Regions from separate parts of the Homo sapiens genome. Here region 2 is linked to region 1. Evidence: chromatin contacts called from ENCODE Hi-C data. All regions are on one chromosome and are shown on one strand. Each heading gives the region's core, a stretch centred on a gene start or an enhancer-like site at or near the end of the contact. The rest is flanking DNA. Distances are from core to core; before and after follow the strand shown. Region 1 overlaps CARD11 (caspase recruitment domain family member 11). Region 2 overlaps WIPI2 (WD repeat domain, phosphoinositide interacting 2).

The links. A loop is a pair of places that touch in the nucleus more often than their neighbours do. Pooled maps may share reads with other maps.
Region 2: a loop to region 1 is called in a pooled map, with 5 times the contacts of the local background. The contact joins two enhancer-like sites. A Hi-C loop is called at or near these places in 2 of 37 single-sample maps with no recorded cell type and 3 of 50 pooled maps.

What each region holds. Positions count from the first base shown.
Region 1 is chr7:2,976,631-2,981,564 of GRCh38, forward strand. All of the region lies in intron 1 of CARD11 (caspase recruitment domain family member 11), which reads right to left. Among named protein-coding and RNA genes, the nearest start is that of CARD11-AS1, 35 kb to the left of the region's middle. RefSeq lists a silencer at 2,014-2,103 and enhancers at 2,837-3,568, 3,564-3,653, 3,569-4,298. Within about 2 kb of position 1,906, at least 6 of the 41 ENCODE cell types and tissues checked have a DNase peak (open chromatin) inside an H3K27ac peak, as active enhancers do.
Region 2 is chr7:5,233,065-5,237,998 of GRCh38, forward strand. WIPI2 (WD repeat domain, phosphoinositide interacting 2) reads left to right here. Exons shown (of 13, transcript NM_015610.4): 13 at 1-776. Among named protein-coding and RNA genes, the nearest start is that of WIPI2, 45 kb to the left of the region's middle. RefSeq lists a silencer at 1,609-1,668. Within about 2 kb of position 2,212, at least 2 of the 41 ENCODE cell types and tissues checked have a DNase peak (open chromatin) inside an H3K27ac peak, as active enhancers do.

The DNA.
Region 1 (4,934 bases), core at 656-3,155:
GGAGGCAGAGGTTGCAGTGAGCCGAGATGGCGCCACTGCACTCCAGCCTGGGCGACAAGAGCAAAGCTCCGTCTCAAACAAACAAACAAACAAACAATCACAAAAATCAGCCGGGCGTGGTGGCAGGCCCCTGTAATCCCAGTTACTTGGGAGGCTGAGGCAGGAAAATCACTTGAATCCGGGAGGCGGAGGTTGTAGTGAGCTGAGATTGCACTACTGCACTCCAGTCTGGGCGACAGAGTAAAACTGTCAAAAAAAAAAAAAAAAAAAAAAAGACATCTTATCCATAGAATGGAATATTATTCATCCATACAAAGGCACGAAGAAGCATTGCTGCTTGCTGTGGCACAGATGAGCCTTGCAGACACTAAGCTCAGTGAAAGAAGCCAGACACAAAAGGCCACACATCATAAGATGCCATTTAGATGAAACGCCCAGAATAGGCAAATCCATAGATTCAGAAGGCAGGTTCGTGGGTACCAGGGACTGGGGGGAGGCAGGGATGGAGGAGGGGGTGGGTATTAATGGGGATGAGGTTTCCTTTTGGGGTGATGAAACTGTCCTGGGGCTGGATAGAGGTGGTTGTTACATAGCACTATGAATGTACTAGACGCCACCAGGTTATTGATTTTAAAATGGTGACTTTTATGTTATATGAATCTTACCTCAATAAATAAATAGCAACAGGCTGGGTGCAGTGGCTCACACCTGTAGTCCCAGCACTTTGGGAGGCTGAGGCAGGAGGATTACTTGAGCCCAGGAGTCTGAGACCAGTCTGGGCAACATAGCAAGACCCCATCTGGGCAAAAAAATAAAAAGATTAGGCAGGCGTGGTGGGGTATGTCTGTAGTCTCAGCTACTCAGGAGACTGAGGCAGGAGGATTGCTTGACCCAGGAGTTTGAGGCTGCAGTGAGCTATGATCACACCATTGCACTCTAGCCTGGGTGACAGAGGAAGACCCTGTCTCAAAAATAAACTAAACTAAAATAAAAACAGCTACAATTTTTTGAGCCGAGGTGAGCAGGGGCTAGGCCCCAAACCCTCAGTGACTCCAAGCCCCAGACAGCCTGGGCAGGAAGCTCTGATCATCTCTGGTGAAGACCTGAGACTTCCCAGTCTTGGGGAGGGGACACCAAGGGATGAGACAGGTTGTGGGGAAGCTGGGACTTGAGCGCTGTAGGGAGGCCGTGTGCTTGTCATGGGAGGCAACAGTCCACGTGGGAATTGCAGGAATGCCTTTTTTTTTTTTGAGATGGATCTCACTCTGTTGCCAGGCTGGAGTGCAATGGCGTGATCTTGGCTCACTGCAACCTCTGCCTCCCGGGTTCAAGCGATTCTCTCGCCTCAGCCTCCCAAGTAGCTGGGATTACAGGCGTGCACCACCATGCCTGGCTAATTTTTTTGTATTTTTAGTAGAGACGGAGTTTCACCGTGTTAGCCAGGATGGTCTCAATCTCCTGATCTCGCGATCCACCTGCCTCGGCCTCCCAAAGTGGTGGGATTACAGGCGTAAGCCACCGTGCCTGGCCTTTTTTTTTTTTTTCTGAGACAGAGTCTCACTCTGTCGCCAGGCTGGAGTGCAGTGGCGCGATCTTGGCTCACTAAAACCTCTGCCTCCTGGGCTCAAGCGATTCTGCTGCCTCAGCCTCCTGAGTAGCTGAGATTACAGGCACCCGCCACCGTGCCCTAATTTTTGTATTTTTAGTAGAGACGGGGTTTCACCGTGTTGGCCAGGATGGTCTCCATCTCCTGACATTGTGATCTGCACTTACAGGAGGCAGGGTCAAGGAAAGGACAAGATAGAAGCAGAGGTGGAGAAAGAGGGTGAGGTGAGTGGGAGAAGAGGGGACGGCGGGACAGAGGCCTTGTGACAGAAAAGGGAACAAGAACTCAGGGTTTTACGTTGTACCCACAGGTGCAGAGCTGAGAAAAGGAAAGAGAAATGAAGAACGGCAACTCGGAGGGAGGAGACGGTGGGGGTGGCGCGGGCACCGGGTGCAGGCTGAGAAAGCGAGAGGGCGGTCCGGCCAGGGGGTGGGGGTGCTGCAACCAGCTCTGGTCACGCCCCTTCTCCTGAGAGCTCCCAGGACTGCAGGCAACTTGCTGAAGAACTTGGGTAATTTCCCGGAGGCCGGCTCACCTGTTTCCAGCCCATCAGTGATCTTGAAACTTACAAATACTCAGACTCACACTTTCCGCCTATCCGTGCAAGGTAAGAGGAGCCAAACACATCTCGAAATGCACCGATTTTTCTTCTTCTAAGGGGGCAGACTCTCGTGGTGTGCCCCCACCCTCTCTGTTAATGCCTCTATTGTGTAAAAACGTCTTTAGATAAATTTGTCGGGCTTGGAGCCTGGGGTGGCCATTTCTTTGCACTTTATCTACTACAATCCAAGACCAGCAAACATGAGGCCACGTTTTTCCAGTGGTTTCTGCCTCCCCCACCACAGTGGTGACGGAAATACGCTCCCCAGCAACAGTGAGAAGACCCTGGGATTCTGCAGGCTCAGAGATCATCTGTACCCTCCCGCCGTGTAACTGCAAGACGACAAATGAGATGCAAACAGGGAAGTCTTTCTTACGTTTGTGCCAAATGATACAATCACCAATAATGAAATAAGGCACCTGTGAAAACTGCACCCAGAAACGGTCGATCAGTATGGACATGAGGTTGTTAAGAATGCGTTTCCTTAGCATCGAAGAGGGGGTAACTGGCTGCTCTCTGATCATCTGTCTCTTCTTCCCTGTGTGCAGGGAGCTATGAAGGAGCCCACTTAGGAAGCCAGGATTTAAGGTGACAGGAGCATATTGCAGGTGGGGCTCCACCTGCCGGGCAGTGACGGCTGGGGGTCACCCCGAAATCTCTGCACTCAGGGCTGTCAGACGGACGTTACGCGGTATGTGAACTAGAGACACTAAGAGCCTATTATTCTGTTTTGCATTTTAAAGGAGGTCTCTGAGGACCAGCTGATGCTTTCAAACCACTTAAGTCAGCGAAGCCCCAAAAAGGCTGTAGTCTCTTGCAAGCAAAAGTTACCAAGGGGCTGCCGAGGGTCTTCAAGCCCGCAGGACTTAAGAAATTCCCGAGTGTTTCACCAGGAATTGAGGAATCTACTCGGATCCCTTTCAGGGATCCCGGGGGGAGGGGAACTTCCCCTTTGGGGTCCCCAGTCCTACTGTCTCTTTGGGAAGCTCCTTGTCCCACAGTCGCCTGGTTTGTCCTCCGGTGTTTGTGGGCAGGGGCTGGGCCTTTGGTGCCCCGGTGGACACCAGCGAGCCACAGCCTCATTTCTTAGCATTTGCAATCTCAAGAGATCCCAGAGGAACCGTCTGGAAGGTGCTTGCGGGGTTGAGGGGTGGGGAACACGAACCCTTCCCAGACCTGGGGAGGGCCAGGCTGCAAGGCCCCACGTTTTGGAAACAGACCCTGTACACACTTCCTCTCCACCCAGCTGGGGGCCACGGGCAACTCAGGCCTTGAGACACACTCTGCGCACTGAGCCCCACTCCCCGGCCCCTGGCACTGTCCCAGTCAGAAGAAAATAAGACCCAGTGCCACATGACAACGGGAGCATCCTGGCCTGTGTGGGTCACCGGGCATGTATGGAGAGCGTCTACGGGCTGGATCCATGGAGCTCTGTGCAATCCAAGCCACGGCATGAGACAGTCGCCCCAGCACCTGCTGCTGAGACTCCACATCTGGTTTAGGAAATTAGGAGATGCAAAGAGGTGTGCATGAAGCCATGAAAACACATGGGCACGGACAGGACAAGGGGGCCAGGTGCTGGGGAGAGGGGGTCCCATGGCAGCCCCCCAGGGACAGGGCTTCACCAGCGCTGCACCCGCGGGCCTCAGTCACGGGACCGGCCAGTTGGGAAACGTACTCACGCGGTTGTGAGCCAGCTGGGTCCTGGGGGTTCCTCGTGTTCCTCTCAAATTCTCTCTCCTCCTGTTGATTCCCCAGAAAACACCAAGGCTGTGGGAGAGCAGCCACCTCCCCCGGAAGCCTACACCGACGCCCCACTCAGATGCTGCCTCTATTTTTAGCGGGGGCAGAAGTGGGGACTGGGGGTGGGCTGCCTTACTTCCCTCTTTTTTTTTTTTTGTTCCGAGCAGAATCTGTGGGTGACTTTCCATTCATGGGAGTGGGGAGGCTCGGAGAGCAGAAAGGGACCCAGGCCGTGCAGGGCAGGCAGAAACTGCAGGGAACAGGGTGCGTCTGTCATCAGGGCCAGGAGGGCGGTGGGGCAGGGAGGCAAGGGCAGGAACCCGGCGTCGTCAGTCACTGTTCGCACCTCTGCTCTGCTCTCACCGCTGGGCCCCGGGCCACGCCAGACCTCACCCAGGGGACCTCTCTGGCCTCCTCTGCCTCTGAATTCCACAGAGGAGGAAGACTGGCCAGCAGAAGTGCGGGGCCTTGGACATTCCAGGGAACACTCTTCTATGAGCGTGCATCCCATGATGCATACCCTTTTCCCCTCTGTCTCTTTGAAGTTTGTTAGTGGGTGTGGAGCCCAAAGTACTTTGGACTGGAACATCATGGCTGGAACATCGTGTCTTTACCAGAGAATGGAGGGCAACCAGAGTTGTGGGAATGAATGGAGGCAATGCATGAACACCGCCCACCCCAGCGACCTGTGGATGCAGGCGATCAATTCCTTCCCCAAAGCTGTCAACGTCCCCTCCGCTCCTATACAAGCAAACACCAGTTTCTCGGCCATTGCTTCCTGGCCCTGGCCCTGTGTGCAACAGCACCCAAGTCTACTATCTTAGCAGGCTTCCTCCCTATTTCCCAGCCTATACCAATCACAAGAATACTCGCTGTTTCCCTTCTTTTCTTCCAAAAAGTTGAGGTGTAATCAGTGAGCTGCATGGGTCTTCAGTACACAGTTCGATGAGTTAGGAAGATGCCCACGCAACCAAGATCTCAGTC
Region 2 (4,934 bases), core at 962-3,461, 2.3 Mb after region 1:
GCGTTCCCTGCAGACCACGGGAAGCCCTGTGCTTGCCTGGGTCAGGGCTAAGCTGTGCGCCCTAGAGGAGGGAGGAGGACTGCAGATTCTTGGTCGAGAAGAATGAAGAGGATTTCTGTGTTTGCTGAGCAGCCATTGTGGAGGGTTACCCGCCTCCACTTTCCCGTTGCCCATTTCACTGCCACCAGCTCCTCTTCCTCTGCTCGAACCTATGAGTCCCAGCCTCACTGGCGGCCTCAGACATGCTCAGGAGTGACGGGGACAGAGGGAGGCCGCTGAGTTGCCCGTTAGAACTCTTACTGCTGCGCCAGTGACCCAGGTGGAGAGGGACCCTGAACCAAACAGAACGTGTGCTAATTTTCCGAACTCCAAACTGTACACTCATATTCATTTTTAAATTGTATTTTTCCAAACTTCAAAAAGGACGATGAGCGTGGGGGATAGGAAACAAAACCTGTAAACGTTGTGAATGGGCTCAGTGGACTCTGGGACCAAACCTTCTGTAATCTCTAAAACAATGGGACCAAGAGCTGGATGGAACCTGGAGTCAAAAAGAACTGCTTCAGTCCCCGCTGTACCGCCTGCCTAGCTGTGGGAGCAGGCAGGGCGCCTGGGAGCCTGCGTTTTCTGGACCGTTCCATGGGACTCATCCCTACCTCACAGGGCTGTTGTGAGGTGTTGTGTGACTGCGTGTCCTGCAAACGCCCAGCTCGGTGCCCAGCCAGCGGTGGGCACCCAATAAACGCTACAACATAAATGTGTCTTCTGCAATTAAACACGATTTTTATTCAGTTCTGGTTTTTGAATAAGCCAGGCGGGAGGGAGGTGACAATACGGGTAAGAAGTGTAATTCAGAGGCTAGGCACGGTGGCTCACACCTGTAATCCCAGCACTTTGGGAGGCCAAGGTGGGCGGATCACTTGAGGTTAGGAATTCGAGACCAGCCTGGCCAACATGGTGAAACGACATTTCTACTAAAAATACAAAAATTAGCTGGGGGGGTGGGGCGGGGGATGGTGCACGTCTGTAATCCCAGCTACTTGGGAGGCTGAAGCAGGAGAATCGCTTGAACCTGGGAGGCAGAGGTTGCCAGGAGCCAAGATTGCATCAGTGCACTGCAGCCTAGGCGACAGAGCAAGACTCTGTCTCAAAAAAAAAAAGTGTAATTCACATGGAGGTTACACGTGGGTCTCTTTCATCCCCGCCTTTTCTCAACACCAAGCTTAACGGGCAGGTGGTGCGAGCTGGTCTGGGAGGTGGTGGGCGCCCTGGAACAGCAGGCCCTGCCCCTGTCAGGGGACCCAGGAGCTCCATGGCTGCCGTTCCCTGCCACAGAGAGAACTGGGTGATTCTTCCCACGCACGGTTTCATTTGGAGAGGGGAGAGAGGGAGTCTTCCTACCTCCACAACCAGCAGTGGGCTCCATGTGTAAAAGGCCGGGAGTGCTTTGGCCACAGCTTAGCCAAGGAAACGGGACAAGGGGTGGCAGAAAACATGCTCATCCCTGTTGCTCGTCTGGTTTTTTTGGTTTAGTTTTTTGTTTGGGGGTTTTTGTGGTTTTTTTTTTTTGAGACTGAGTCTCGCTCTGTCGCCCAGGCTGGAGTGCAGTGGCACGATCTCGGCTCACTGCAACGTGCACCTCCTGGGTTCAAGCAATTCTCCCTCAGCCTCCTAAGTAGCTGGGACTATAGGCACGCACCACCACGTCCGGCTAATTTTTGTATTTTTAGTAGAGACCGGGTTTCACCATGTTGGCCAGGCTGGTCTCGAACTCCTGACCTCAAGTGATCCACCCGCCTCGGCCTCCCAAAGTGCTGAGATTATAGCCATGAGCCACCTCGCCCCGCTGCTCGTGGTTTTCATAACCACATTGGCAAAGGGTGGGGATGGGCCAGGCTTGTTGTTTCGTGTGTCCCCTGCCCTACATCTTTGTAGACCAGACCTTTGCATGCAGGGAATGACCGAGTCACTTGTTTGAAATGTACATGAGGTGGCTCATGCCTGTAATCCCAACCCTTTGGGAGGCAGAAGCGGGCGGATCATCTAAGGTCAGGAGTTCGAGGCCAGCCTGGCCAACATGGCAAAACCTGTCTCTACTAAAAATACAAAAAGTAACCAGGCGTGGTGGTGGGTGCCTGTAATCCCAGCTACTCTGGAGGCTGAGGCAGGACAGTTGCTTGAAACCGGGAGGTGGAGGTTGCAGTGAGCTGAGTCATGCCACTGCACTCTCACCTGGGCAACAGAGTGAGACTGTCTCAAAAAAGAAAAAGAAAAAGAAACGGACATGTGACACCATGGCCAGCAAGCAGGAAATCCAAATGCGTTATTTTACAAGCGTACTTAAGAGAGAGGCGGGACCGTTCGGCTTCAGCTCTGTGGTGTTGGAGATGTAAAAAGAACGTGCAGGGAAACCGTGGGACTTCTGTTTGGGTCGCCTCCCTGCTTTACATAGAATTCTCTTTTTTATGACTTATTTCTTACTGAAAATATATCATGATAATCATTGGCCAAGCAGATAGGGTTTTTCTGACGTATCTTTTAGTTCTGACCCAGGTCATAACCCTTCACCTATGTCATACCTTTTCAATCTGTGGGTTTTTCTGAAGCACAAAAACAAAACAAAACCAATCTCAGGGTTTTGAGATGTGACCAGTTCTTACCCTTCCCTAATAACCAGCTAGGAAAGTCTCTAATTTAGAAAAATGAGGCCGGGCGCGGTGGCTCATGCCTATTGTAATCCCAGCACTTTGGGAGGCCAAGGCGGGTGGATCACAAGGTCAGGCGTTTGAGACCAGCTTGACCAACATGGTGAAACCCCGTCTCTACTAAAAATACATGGGCATGGTGGCATGTGCCTGTAATCCCAGCAACTCAGGAGGCTGAGGCAGGAGAATCGCTTGAACCCGGGAGGCAGAGTTTGCAGTGAACAGAGATCATGCCACTGCACTCCAGCCTGGGTGACAGAGCACAGCTCTGTCTCAAAAAAAAAAAAAAGAAAAAAGAAAAATGAAATCTTTCTAAAGTTCAGAATGTGAAGAGACTGTCTTGATTCCTCACCTCTACATCGTTTCTTTCTATAGTTAGTTATAATGTAAATAGATTCCTCTTAACACTTCATTTTAGGTGAAGCTGTTTTTGGTGCTGCCAGTGTGCGTGCATGTGTGTGTGTGTGTGTGTCTGTGAGTGTGTGTGTGTGTGCCTGCCTGAGCTTCAGGTGAACATACTGATTACATTCCCCCACCAAATCTGACTGAAAGCCCATTGCTATCAGCATTTTATAACACGCTAAAGAATTGGACGTGGTGGCTCACACCTATAATCCCAGCTTCTTGGGAGGCCAAGGCAGGAGGATCGCTTGAGACCAGCAATTTGAGGCAAGGCCAGTCTGGACCACATAGCAAGACCCCCTCTCTTAAAATTAAAACCTGTGTTCTATTTTTTTGTTGCCTACTCACAGGCTGAACATCTCATTTGTTTTTGTTTGTTTGGTTTGTTTTTGAGACAGTCTCACTCTGTCACCCAGGCTGGAGTGCAGTGGTGCGATCTCAGCTCACTGCAACCTCTGCCTCCCAAGTTCAAGCGATTCTCCTGCCTCAGCCTCCTGAGTAGCTGGGATTACAGGTGCCCACCACCACGCAAGGCTAATTTTTGTACTTTTAGTAGAGACGGGGTTTCACCACGTTGGTCAGACTGGTCTCGAATTCCTGACTTCGTGATCCACCCACCTCGGCCTCCCGAAGTACTGGGATTACAGGCATGAGCCACCGAGCCCAGCCTTAAACATCTAATTTGTACCAAATTGCCCTATAATTCTACCTAGAATATTATAGCAAAATGCCAGAAGCCTGACTAAAATCTTTTAAAGAAACCCAACTCGGCCAGGCGTGGTGGCTCACACCTGTAATCCCAGCACTTTGGGAGGCCGAGGCGGGTGGATCACGAGGTCAGGAGATCGAGATAGTCCTGGCTAACACGGTGAAACCCCGTCTCTACTAAAAATACAAAAAAGTAGCCGGGCGTGGTTGCAGGCGCCTGTAGTTTCAGCTACTCGGGAGGCTGAGGCAGGAGAATGGCCTGAACCCGGGAGGTGGAGCTTGCAGTAAGCCGAGATCGCCCACTGCACTCCAGCCTGGCGACAGAGTGAGCCTCCGTCTCAAAAAAAAAAAAAAGAAAAAGAAAAAAGAAAACAAAAAGAAACCCAGCTCTCCCAGGGTGGGGGGCATTACACAGGGGAGCCCCTCCGGGTGTCGCCGCAGCTGAATGATTGCGTTGGTGGAACAGCTGGCCCGCTTGTGCGTGGGCCAGGACACGGTGGACCTGTTCCGCCTGCGTTCTTGCCGGTCCATGTTTGGATTAGCATGTGAGTTTAAACATAGTGCTGATGCGGCGATTCTTCTAGAAGCACATCCTTCTCTGAGCTGAATTGCTTCATCACACACTTCCTTCTGGCTTGGGGAGTTCCTTTTCATCAAAGGCCAAGCCTTGTGTGTTTCGGTCCTGCCCATCTCCGTGCGGCCTGCGGGACGTTGGTTGGCGTGGAGTCTTCACAGCCGGCTGTCCAGGCTGGCAGCTCTCCCATCAGGGCTTCTCACAGCCACCGTCTGTCTGAGCAGACGCTGAGCATCGTGTCATCCCTCGGACACACACAAGACTCCACTATTCCCTGTGCTGATTTCTGTTTCTGTTACAGCTTCTGCTTCTGATTTTATTTTTTTTTTCTTTGAGATGGGAGTCTCGCTCTGTAGCCCAGGCTGGAGTGCAATGACATGATCTTGGGTCACTGCAACCTCCACCTCTCAGGTTCAAGCAGTTCTCCTGCCTCAGCCTCTGGAGTAGCTGGGATTACAGGTGCGCACCACCAAGCCTGGATAATTTTGCATGTTTCTGTAGAGACGAGGTTCCACCATGTTTCCAAGGCTGTTCTCAAACTCCTG